2 separate regions of the Homo sapiens genome follow, and region 1 is linked to region 2. Evidence: chromatin contacts called from ENCODE Hi-C or POLR2A ChIA-PET data. All regions are on one chromosome and are shown on one strand. Each heading gives the region's core, a stretch centred on a gene start or an enhancer-like site at or near the end of the contact. The rest is flanking DNA. Distances are from core to core; before and after follow the strand shown. Region 1 has its middle 22 kb from the start of CXCL6. Region 2 has its middle 36 kb from the start of CXCL8.

Region 1 (4,940 bases), core at 1,784-4,283, 39 kb after region 2:
CTTACAATGTTACTTAAGGTTAGATTTTCTGACACTTGAAACAGAAAAATAATGACAGAGCAGAAAGGCTGAAAAGAGTAACTATAAGAATGAGTAAAAGAGTTTCATAGGGGGAGAAAAAAGTACACCCAAGTAAAGATGGAATGCCAATGTTTTAGTTCTAAAATTATTTCTAAAATTTTCATAAATTTCTGGGGGAAAAAAGTGTTCTTTCTACTGTGGTCTTCAGGAAGGCTTGGATTTCTGAAGCTCTTCTTATGAAATAATGCCATCTACAGTAATATCAGATTTCCTTAGCCTAGCATTTCACTTAAAATTTGTAAATAGTCATTTAATTGTTTATTTATAAATTTTTAAAAATAAATAAGCACCATGAGAAATCTAATTGTTTCAAATATGAGATTGACAAGCTCACAGAGTTTGTATTGGCAAAGCTAGTTATGGTCATGCTATATAATGTGATAGTACAGGAGTACCCTGCTCCAAATATTAATTCTTATAACTGTATTCTTTCTTTCCTCCTTTCCACAAACTATGCTTTGTGTGCTTAAATGAGAGTCAGCCATTTGATCAGGAACTATGGATCAAATGAAGAGCAAGCAGACACAGTCCTTTGTCCTCATGGGGCTTCCAGTCTAATGAGAGTCAGACAATAGCTAATAATCACACACACACATACACACACACACTCAATAGTGCACCTGTAAAAATATTACAAGATGAGTACATTGTCCTATTAGTCCACAAGGAAAGAAAAGTTTATGAGATAATGCTTATTCTTATTAGGCATAACCTATTCTGACATTTTTTCTTCCATTCTTTTTCCTTAAAAAATTCTGGTCATAAATTTCTAAATTTATTTCATAATCTATTACCATGGGAGGATTTGCCTTAGTCAGAGAGAAGACTTCTCTAAGGAAGTGATGATTGAGTTGAGGTAAAAAATGAGTAAGGGTTAATTAGGTGAAAGAAGGCAGAAAATGGACAAAGAGACATGAAAGTAGAGGATACAGCAAGTGCAAAACCCGGGAACAGGAGGAAGTAGATGTGTCCTTGGGACTGAAGGAAGGCCAGTGTGTGGAGGCAGTGCAGAGAACAAGGAGGAGCCTCATGCCTGATGAGGATGGAGAGACAGGATGGCTAAAGCCAGGCAGGGTCTGGATATGTTAAGGACAGTTGCCTTTGAAAACAATGGATTACATTGAAGATGATATGAGCCAATTATGCAAAAGATAGGGGTAAGGATAGATGTGGGTAGAACAGGTAGGAAACTGCTGAGTTAATCCAGGAAATGGAAAACCATACCCTAGTTTTGGGTATATGCCAGTGGATATGGAAAGAAGTGTTTTCTCAACGTTAAAAGTTAATTCCTATTATAACACAAAAGAATGGCTTATAATGTTGATTAGCAAATACATGTCAGTTTCTACACAAGTAATCACCTGAGGAAGCTGATTGAAATTGATTCCTGGGCCCTAATCTCAAAGATTTTGATACAATGGGTCTGTGGTGGAGCTCTGGTATATGTATGTATTTTAAAGCTCCATAGGGATTCTGATATGCAAGAGGAATAGGAAATTATTAAGAGGATGATTTTCTTCCTTTTTACTATTCTTATTTCCCAAGTGACATAATCCAATTCTTTCGTGTAAATTCTATCCATGTGATAGTGACTCTCAAATTTATATAATACAAGCCCAAAACTCTTTCTTGAATTACACATTCCTATATCTGTTTACATATTTACTTGGATGATCTAACAAAAATTTTTAACCTTAACATGAACAAAATTAAACTTAAATACCCAGCCATTTCCCATCTAATCTTCTTTTCCTTGAGTTTTCCTATCTCAATGATGGCAAATTAATGCTTCCACTTACTCAGGCTAATCTCAGAGCCATCCTTACTACACCATCTATGGCATGCTTTACATCCAGTTCCCCAGTGAGTCCTGACAGCTATACCTTTCAAAGATACCTTTAACCCTGCAACTTCTCACCAGTTCCATGGCTTTCCTTCTAGACTGAGGCATCATCATCTTGCACTTGAACTATTGTAACCGCCTTCACACTAAGTTCTCTTTATCATTCTTTGCCTCCCTTTATTCTATTTTTGACACAGCATATGAAAAGAGTTTTAAAAAGAAAAGTAGATTATTTTGCTCTTTTGTTAAAAATTCTCCAAATGGCTTTATAGGTCACCTAAAAGAAACCCAAGTTCTTATAGACAAAACCTTCCAATCTTACAACCCCTGACTACTTCTTGTTAATACTGCTCAGTCACACTCTCCTTCAATATAGCAACAAAACTCTTAACCTTGGAATATTGAAGCCTTACTTACTTACCTCGGAATATTTAAAGACAATAATTTTTTCCTGGAGTTGCATGATTATTCCTTCACTTATTTCAGATTTTTTCTCTGATATCATTGTAGGAGTCCTTCAATCACTCTGTATAAAATAAATATGTACACATACACAGGCACACCTATCTTTGTTTTCTTACCTGTCAACTGTAACCATAATAAAATGACTACTACTTGAGAGAGAAACTTGGCTTGGCTTATTGCTATATCCTCAATGCCTTTAGCATTGCTTGGTATTTAGTAGAAGCTCAATAAATATTTGAGGGATGAATAAATGAATGGCAGGTAGAGATGGTGAAACAGGGGAGGCAAAGAGAATGAGGTAGGTGGTATGATCCTGGAAAGTGCACAATGCGATCTCTGACATGCCTGCTTCCCATTGGAAAAAGACAAATTCCTCATTCCTCTTCTTGGTAGGCAAAGCTGTACATATGTGAAGTGGACCTTAGGAGAAGCAAGGAAGAATAGCGGGCCGTGGTAAACTGTATTGGCACTGCTGTCAGATGGCAGTTTTGAACTTCACCTCCCTCACTTATTTACAATAAGAGGTAAGTAGAATACCAACAGTCACAATCTTTCTAGTGTTGACCTAGTTATACCTTTATATTTTGTGAATAGAGGATCAAGTACCAGATAAAAAGAGGAAGACAGTTGAGAAAAACAAAAAGCCTGATTCAGCAGGGGATTTACTGTGTCATGTTACACCACATCCTGTTACCTTTTAAAGCCATCATCCAGTATTGTGTGTTCCAGCAGCATAAGGATGGTTCAGAACAACTATATTCAACATCAGCAATAATTGCCAGAGGTAATCAATTCCCACTTTAGTCGACATGGCCATTAAATGATGAAGAAAAGCACAAGTGAGAAATCTGTCTCTTTATAATCCAAGCATTTGGAGACACAATAGGTGAATTATAGCATTTTGTACATATACAATTATATTTTTACACCCAATCACAATATTTAGAGTGAAGAGATCAAAAACTGTGTTAGAAAATATTTTAATATATTTTGTTATTTATATTTTTCCTCACCTCCCCAATATATATACATAGATTAGTAAATCTCCTAAATATTAGCTCTCATCCAATCATATTATTTAGAGTTTCTATGACCTATAAGCATGTTTAAATAAATTGGGAGCCAATTTACAATTTTAATATTTACCAAGATGTTAAACATCAAAATTTATGTCACAGGTATCAACATGCTTAAAGCACCAGGTTGGTGAAACCTCTCTTAGAAATTATTGATCCAGTCACGAAAATGTGGTTTGGCATTAATATTGTTTTCACTAGAGATCTCTGATTTGGCACTCTGATATCTCATACTGCTAAATCAACATGCAGCCCATCCTTGCTTCCGTCATTACGTATCAGGGGATTTTTGTAAGCCTCAATTTTGGATAAGTTGACCAGTAACAAATTAATCTTTAAATCAGACACTGAAGCAAAAATGTCATGGTTGAACATGAAGCAAACATTTCTTTGTAAAATTCAAGTTTTAAATCACACCTGCTACCAGACTCTAGGGAAAAGTATCTGCTCAGAAAGAGAAAAAAAAAATGGGTAGAGTGAATATATTAGAAAGACCTCCTCTACGCTTTGTCCATCACAGAGAAAAAGCCCTAACCCAACTTCCTGTTATGGTGGGCAACTGTGGTGTACACAAAAGTCTGGGACCAGACAGTTTTCTGCTACAGCCCTAGCTGGTTGCTTATACCATTAACATGGTTTGGCTCTCAAATCTCATCTTGTAGCTCCCATAGTTCCCACGTGTTGTAGGAGGGACCCAGTGGAAGGTGATTGAATTATGGGGGTGGGTCTTTCCTGTGCTGTTCTCATGATAGTGAATGGGTCTCATGAGACCTGATGGTTTTAAAAATGGGAGTTGTTCTGCACAAGCTCTCTTTGCCTGCCACCATCCACATAAGACATGACTTGCTCCACTTTGCCTTCCGCCATGATTGTGAGGCCTCCCCAGCCATGTGAAACTGTGAGTCTAATTAAACCTCTTTCTTTTGCAAATTGCCCAGTCTCGGGTACGTCCTTATCAGCAGCATGAAAACGGACTAATACAAACATCAAGCAATCAGCTAGGCCTGTAGCAGGATGAGGTCCAGCCCCTGACTTGCAGCTGAGTGGATCCACTCCCCTGGTAGGTCTTTTGGTGATAAAAAGAGGAGAAAAAAATGAAATGAATGAAGAATAAATGAGGAGTACGAGTCTCTGGTGCTATTTAATATTAAACACAAGGCAGTGTTGACCTAGACACTGAGGCAAGGAATGGTGATGAAAGGGTGGGACGGAGGCAAACATGAAACACATTACTGGGTGATCTCCAGGCAGTGCAGCTGTGTGTTCTGATGAGTCAGACATAACTGGGGAAACTTGGTTTCAACCACCAGGAAATTAAAGCACTTAAAAATTGTTTAGGGGTGAGAGAATATAAATTCATGTGTCATTTCTAGGAAATAACTAACTTTTTAACTTAATAACATCTCACATACCAAATGTCCACCTAACTTCGTATAGCCTGGGGAAATGGTGCTATGTTTAGTGTTTTAAACATT
Region 2 (5,095 bases), core at 1,474-3,973:
ACAGCTTACGCCATTATTTCTGCATATCAGAGACTTTTAGTACTTTCACTAATTGACTCCTGCTATCTAGAAGGCAGAGCCAGGTGTACAGGATGGAACATGAAGGCGGACTAGGAGCGTGACCACTGAAGCACAGCATCACAGGGAGATAGTTAGGTCCCCGGATAACCGTGGGCAGGCCTGACTGATGTCAGGCCCTCCACAAGAGGTGGAGGAGCAGAGTCTTCTCTAAACTCCCCCAGGGAAACGGAGACTCCCTTTCCCGGTCTGCTAAGTAGCGGGTGTTGTTCCTTGACACTCTTTGCTACCGCTAGACCATGGTCTGCCTGGCAACGGGCGTCTTCCCAGACACTGGCGTCATGTCTAGACAAAGGAGCCCTTCTGGTGGCCCTGTCTGGGCATAACAGAAGGCTTGCACTCTTGTCTTCTGGTCACTTCTCACTATGTCTCCTCAGCTCCTATCTCTATATGGCCTGGCTTTTCCTAGGTTATGATTATAGAGTGAGGATTATTATAATATTGGAATAAAAAGTAATTGCTACAAACTAATGATTAATGATATTCATATATCTAAGATCTATATCTGGTATAACTATTCTTGTTTTATATTTTATTATACTGGAACAGCTCGCGTCCTCGGTCTCTTGCCTCGGTGCCTGGGTGGCTTGCCACCCACACCCTTCTCATTGCACATGATAAAAACATTACATTTTAACTGGTGATGTTAACATTGATCATGTGGTTAAAGTGCTGTCAGGCAAGTTTCTTCTTTGTAATGTTACTATATTGGCTTTCTATACTCTATGTGTTAGAAAGGAGTCACTAAGTGTATTCCACACTCAAGGGGCTGGAAATTAAGTTCCACCTTAAAGAATTTGTGGTCACATGTTCAAATCAAAACAATAATTAACAAATATTTTAGAGAAAATACTTTGAGGCTATTGGCATTTACTTTTAATACCTTTATTAAATATAATTTGTATTAAAACTACAATTTTTAAAAGTTCTAAATTACATTGCAATTTTATAGACTAATCATCATAGCTAACACTGGGTGCTTATTCTGTGCCAGGCATTGTTCTAAGTGTTCTACCTTTATTGTAACTCTATGAGGTAATTACTATTATTTTTTATGTTAGATAAACATGCTGAAGTGAAGAGAACTTATATAATGTACTCATTATTATATGGCTAGGAAGCTACAGAGCTGGGATTCAAACCTAGAAAGTGTCAGTCTGGTACAAAGTCTGATTTTTCCTGTCAAACATTATTCTACCTTGCCTTTCTATGAGATAAATAAGTAAAAAGATACATGAAAGTATATTGAAATAAGAGAACATGTATATAATATTGAGCAGTAAGGCTTGACACTCCGGATAGATGTAAAATAAATTGTAAAACATTTCTATTGAGATTCAGTGGAATTCAAAGTGTCATCTAAACAGTCTAACATTCATCTTAACACAGTGAAAATTTCATTCATCTGCAGTAGGTATTTAGAATATATAAGTATTTGGAATATACAGGTATCTAAAATATGACCGCTACTCATCAGTTAAAGAATCCCAGACTCCAATAGAAAAATGGACAAGAATATGAATAGGCAATTCACAGAAACTTAATAGATACTTAGTTTCATTAGTTATCAAAAAAAATCAAACTTAAACCACTATGAGATAGCATTGCATATCCATCAGATGGTCAACAACTGGTAAATCTGGTAACACTGAATTTTGGTGAGGATATGGGAAAATGGAAATTCAGACATGGCTGGGGTAAATATAAATGCACATAACTTTGGAAATTGGCAATATCTAGTGAAAGCTGAAGATATGCAGAACTTACCCCAGCATTATCCCTTCTGCGTCTGCACTAGAGAAATCTTCAACCATGTACATAAGAAATTGCTATAAGGATGCTTGTGAAGCAGTGTTGGTAATAGCAAAAACTATTGAACCTCAGGAGTAAAATTCATAAACAGTGCAATGATAGAGTTAAAATGAAACTACTCAATCTAACTGGTTAAACAAGGGTAAACCTTTAAACATACTTCTGAGTAAAAAAGAATACAAAATGCTACATCCAGTACAATGTCATTCACGTAGATGTTAAGCACTAAATACTATATAGAGAAACATGAATCTATGGTAAAAGTTCAGAACACTAAAGAGAATGATACTATCATCACAGGATTTGAATAGTGAAGAGAGAAAACTGGCGAATGGGACTTTAGAGTCTATGTATTTTTTAATTAAAAAAGATTGGAATCAATTATAATCAAATATTAATAGAGCTAATCTCAGAGGTGGGTAGATAGGTAATGGTTATATGCACATATATTTTACTTTTTTGAATAAAATGCTTTATAATTGAGGTCTAAAAGGGTAATATGTGTGGAATTTTTTTTTTGGCAGGGGAAAATAAGGGGATTTAAATCATTTCTTCATCAAAAATCCCTTTGAACTTTTATTTGCCAAACTTCCTTCTTCCTTGTTATGAAGATTAGTAACTCCAAACCATATTCACTTCTGCGGTTTCATTCTGAAAAAAGAAAATTTGGCTGGTTTAGATAAAGCATTCCATTAACCTACATTCTGAACTAGATGTTCTAAAAGGAAGTTATTATTTTCTCTGGCAGAGATGAAGGGAAAAGCCAAAACATTTTGATGTTGACACAGCTTTTGGAGAAGTGCCAAAAAGGTCACTGAGTCTGTGATCCTTCATGGTGTCCGCAATGTGGGCCTTGCAATGATCCCAGTCCTGCTTACCACAGGGTGCAGGTGTCTTTGGAGCTGAGTAGAAACATTCTGAAAACATGCATGTTGCTGTCCCTGGATAAATGCTTAATACTTAATGCACTGCTTTTCCTTGGTCTCAAAATTGTTCTTAAACTTACTTTGTGTGGCTATCTCAATGTTTATAAGCCAAAGAAAGCCAGCTACCTATTGCTTACTGATGGTACACTGCATGTTAATTTATTATTTTTGGCTTACCTAATACATTTATATTTTATAAAATGGATATTTTTTGAAGGTATAATTGTGTCAAAGTGTGCACTTTTGGGTGGAGAAGCAAAAGCTTTGTCTCCATATATAAAGATGATGGATCCTATCTTACATACTTATCTTCAATACCTTTACTGTCACTGAATAAATGTTCCTTAGCACTTACCATGGCAGTTTTATTAAACACAAAAATGTATGATCTTTTTCAGAGGTTAAAAAAAGTATAATCTGTATTATTTGAAACATTAGTAAACCAAAGAAATGCTTACTGAAAATTATGGTTCAATGCCTAAAATGTCTATTTAATTTGTTTTACATAAAGCCTCCAGAAGGTGGATACAGTTGATTTTAAGTTAATTAATCTCATAAATCATTGTAAAATAAACAAAAGATTATAAATACAGTAATTTTGATAATCTGCTTTAAGTTACTAGAGAAATATTAAAAGCATGCACTTTTGCTTTTTGATATACTTAATTTGAAGTAAATAATGCATGTTGAGCCAAAACAAATACAACTTTACCTCTGAATCGTATTTTAAGATTAAGGGGAAAAAGCCATAAAATAATTAACATATTTTCATTTCTCTATATTTTAAATTGATAAAATTTTATTTCAATAATGATGAAAAGTCACTAAGTACATTTTAGTCTTTTTTTAAATTTAATACTTATAAACTGTATCATGTACTTTGAAAACAGGTGAAAATCACTTAAAATTATTTTATTTAAATTGTATTTTCCAGAAGAGTAGGTTGTGGGTTAGTCGTCTTTGCAATTTGTCATGCAATTTGCTGGGATGTCAGCTTCAGCTGGGCTCGTTGTCATCTTGGCCTGAAAAACAGCAAATGATGAAGCAAAGTGTGAGAAATTGTCTCATATTTTATGGCTCACTGAGTGAATGAATCAACTCAGGATGCTGCAGCATTGCCTGCAGGAGTCTGTGTCTGTGAAACTGCTGAAATTCCAAACGGAGTAGCTGATGGACTCTGGGCAGTATTCATGGTCCAAAAGGGTGTTGGCTTTCCTCCCCAGATTTAAGAACTGTAATTTTGAAATGAAGATGACATGTCATTTTCCATTTGTGACAAATCCTAGGAGCTGCTATACTGGTATTCTATCTGAATAAGGATATAAAAAAGATCCAAGTATACCTTCTACAAAGTAAAAACATATCCTTTTGAAGTGTCATGTTTGATGAGTTTTGATAAAGATATCAACTCATGTAGCCACTGCCACAACCAAGATATAGAATATTTACATTATGCTCCCAAAGTTCCCTCTTGCCCATTTTTAGTCGGTCACTCTGCCCCCTACCAGTCCCAGATAACCACTGATCCAATTTTATCACTATAGAATTTTATAGAAATAGAATAATGCACTAGGCACTCTCATTGTCTGACTTTCACTCAGCATAATATTTGTGAAATTTATTCATGTTTTTGCAGGAGCTCATTCCTTTTAGTCTCTGAGTAGTATTTCATACTATGGGGTTATACCACAATCTTTCCTACTTTCATTGTCCTTAGTTTTTTATTTTGTTACTGAAGTTGCTATGAATATTTATGTCCAATACTTTTTTGGACATATATGCTTTTATTTATCTTGGATTAAATACCTAGAATTGATATTACTGGGTCATGAACCTGTATAGATAATTTTAAAAGAAACTGACAAAGTGAGTTAAGAAATTGAGAAGGAAACTAAAGTTTTTTTGAAACACATGAAAATGGAAATGCAATTTATCAAAACCTATGGAATACATTTAAAAAGTACTAAACTTAGTGAAATTAGCACTTTTTTTTTTTTTTTTTTTGAGACAGAATCTCTCTCTGTCGCCCAGGCTGGAGTGCAATGGCTCAATCTCGGCTCACTACAACCTTTGCCTTCTGGGTTCAAGGGATTCTCACGTCTCAGCCTCCCAAGTAATTGGGATTACAGGCACCTGCCACCACGCCCAACTAATTTGATTTTTTTTTTTTTTTTTTTTTGTATTTAGTAGAGACAGGGTTTCACCATGTTGGTCAGGCTGGTCTCTAACTCCTGACCTCAGGTGACCCACCCACCTCACCCTCCCAAAATGGTGGGATT

What was found. Hi-C counts contacts between places; a loop is a spot of excess contacts on that map. ChIA-PET counts read pairs that join two places held with the same protein, here RNA polymerase II (POLR2A). Pooled maps may share reads with other maps.
Region 1: a loop to region 2 is called in a map of endothelial cell of umbilical vein, with 3 times the contacts of the local background. The contact joins two enhancer-like sites. A Hi-C loop is called at or near these places in 4 of 168 maps with a recorded cell type or tissue (IMR-90, ascending aorta, endothelial cell of umbilical vein and 1 more) and 1 of 50 pooled maps. POLR2A ChIA-PET finds 5 or more read pairs at or near these places in 1 of 52 experiments (WTC11).

What each region holds. Positions count from the first base shown.
Region 1 is chr4:73,812,283-73,817,222 of GRCh38, forward strand. No RefSeq gene overlaps it. Among named protein-coding and RNA genes, the nearest start is that of CXCL6, 22 kb to the right of the region's middle. Within about 2 kb of position 3,034, at least 4 of the 41 ENCODE cell types and tissues checked have a DNase peak (open chromatin) inside an H3K27ac peak, as active enhancers do; they include endothelial cell of umbilical vein, where a contact is called at or near this core.
Region 2 is chr4:73,773,893-73,778,987 of GRCh38, forward strand. No RefSeq gene overlaps it. Among named protein-coding and RNA genes, the nearest start is that of CXCL8, 36 kb to the left of the region's middle. Within about 2 kb of position 2,724, at least 5 of the 41 ENCODE cell types and tissues checked have a DNase peak (open chromatin) inside an H3K27ac peak, as active enhancers do; they include endothelial cell of umbilical vein, where a contact is called at or near this core.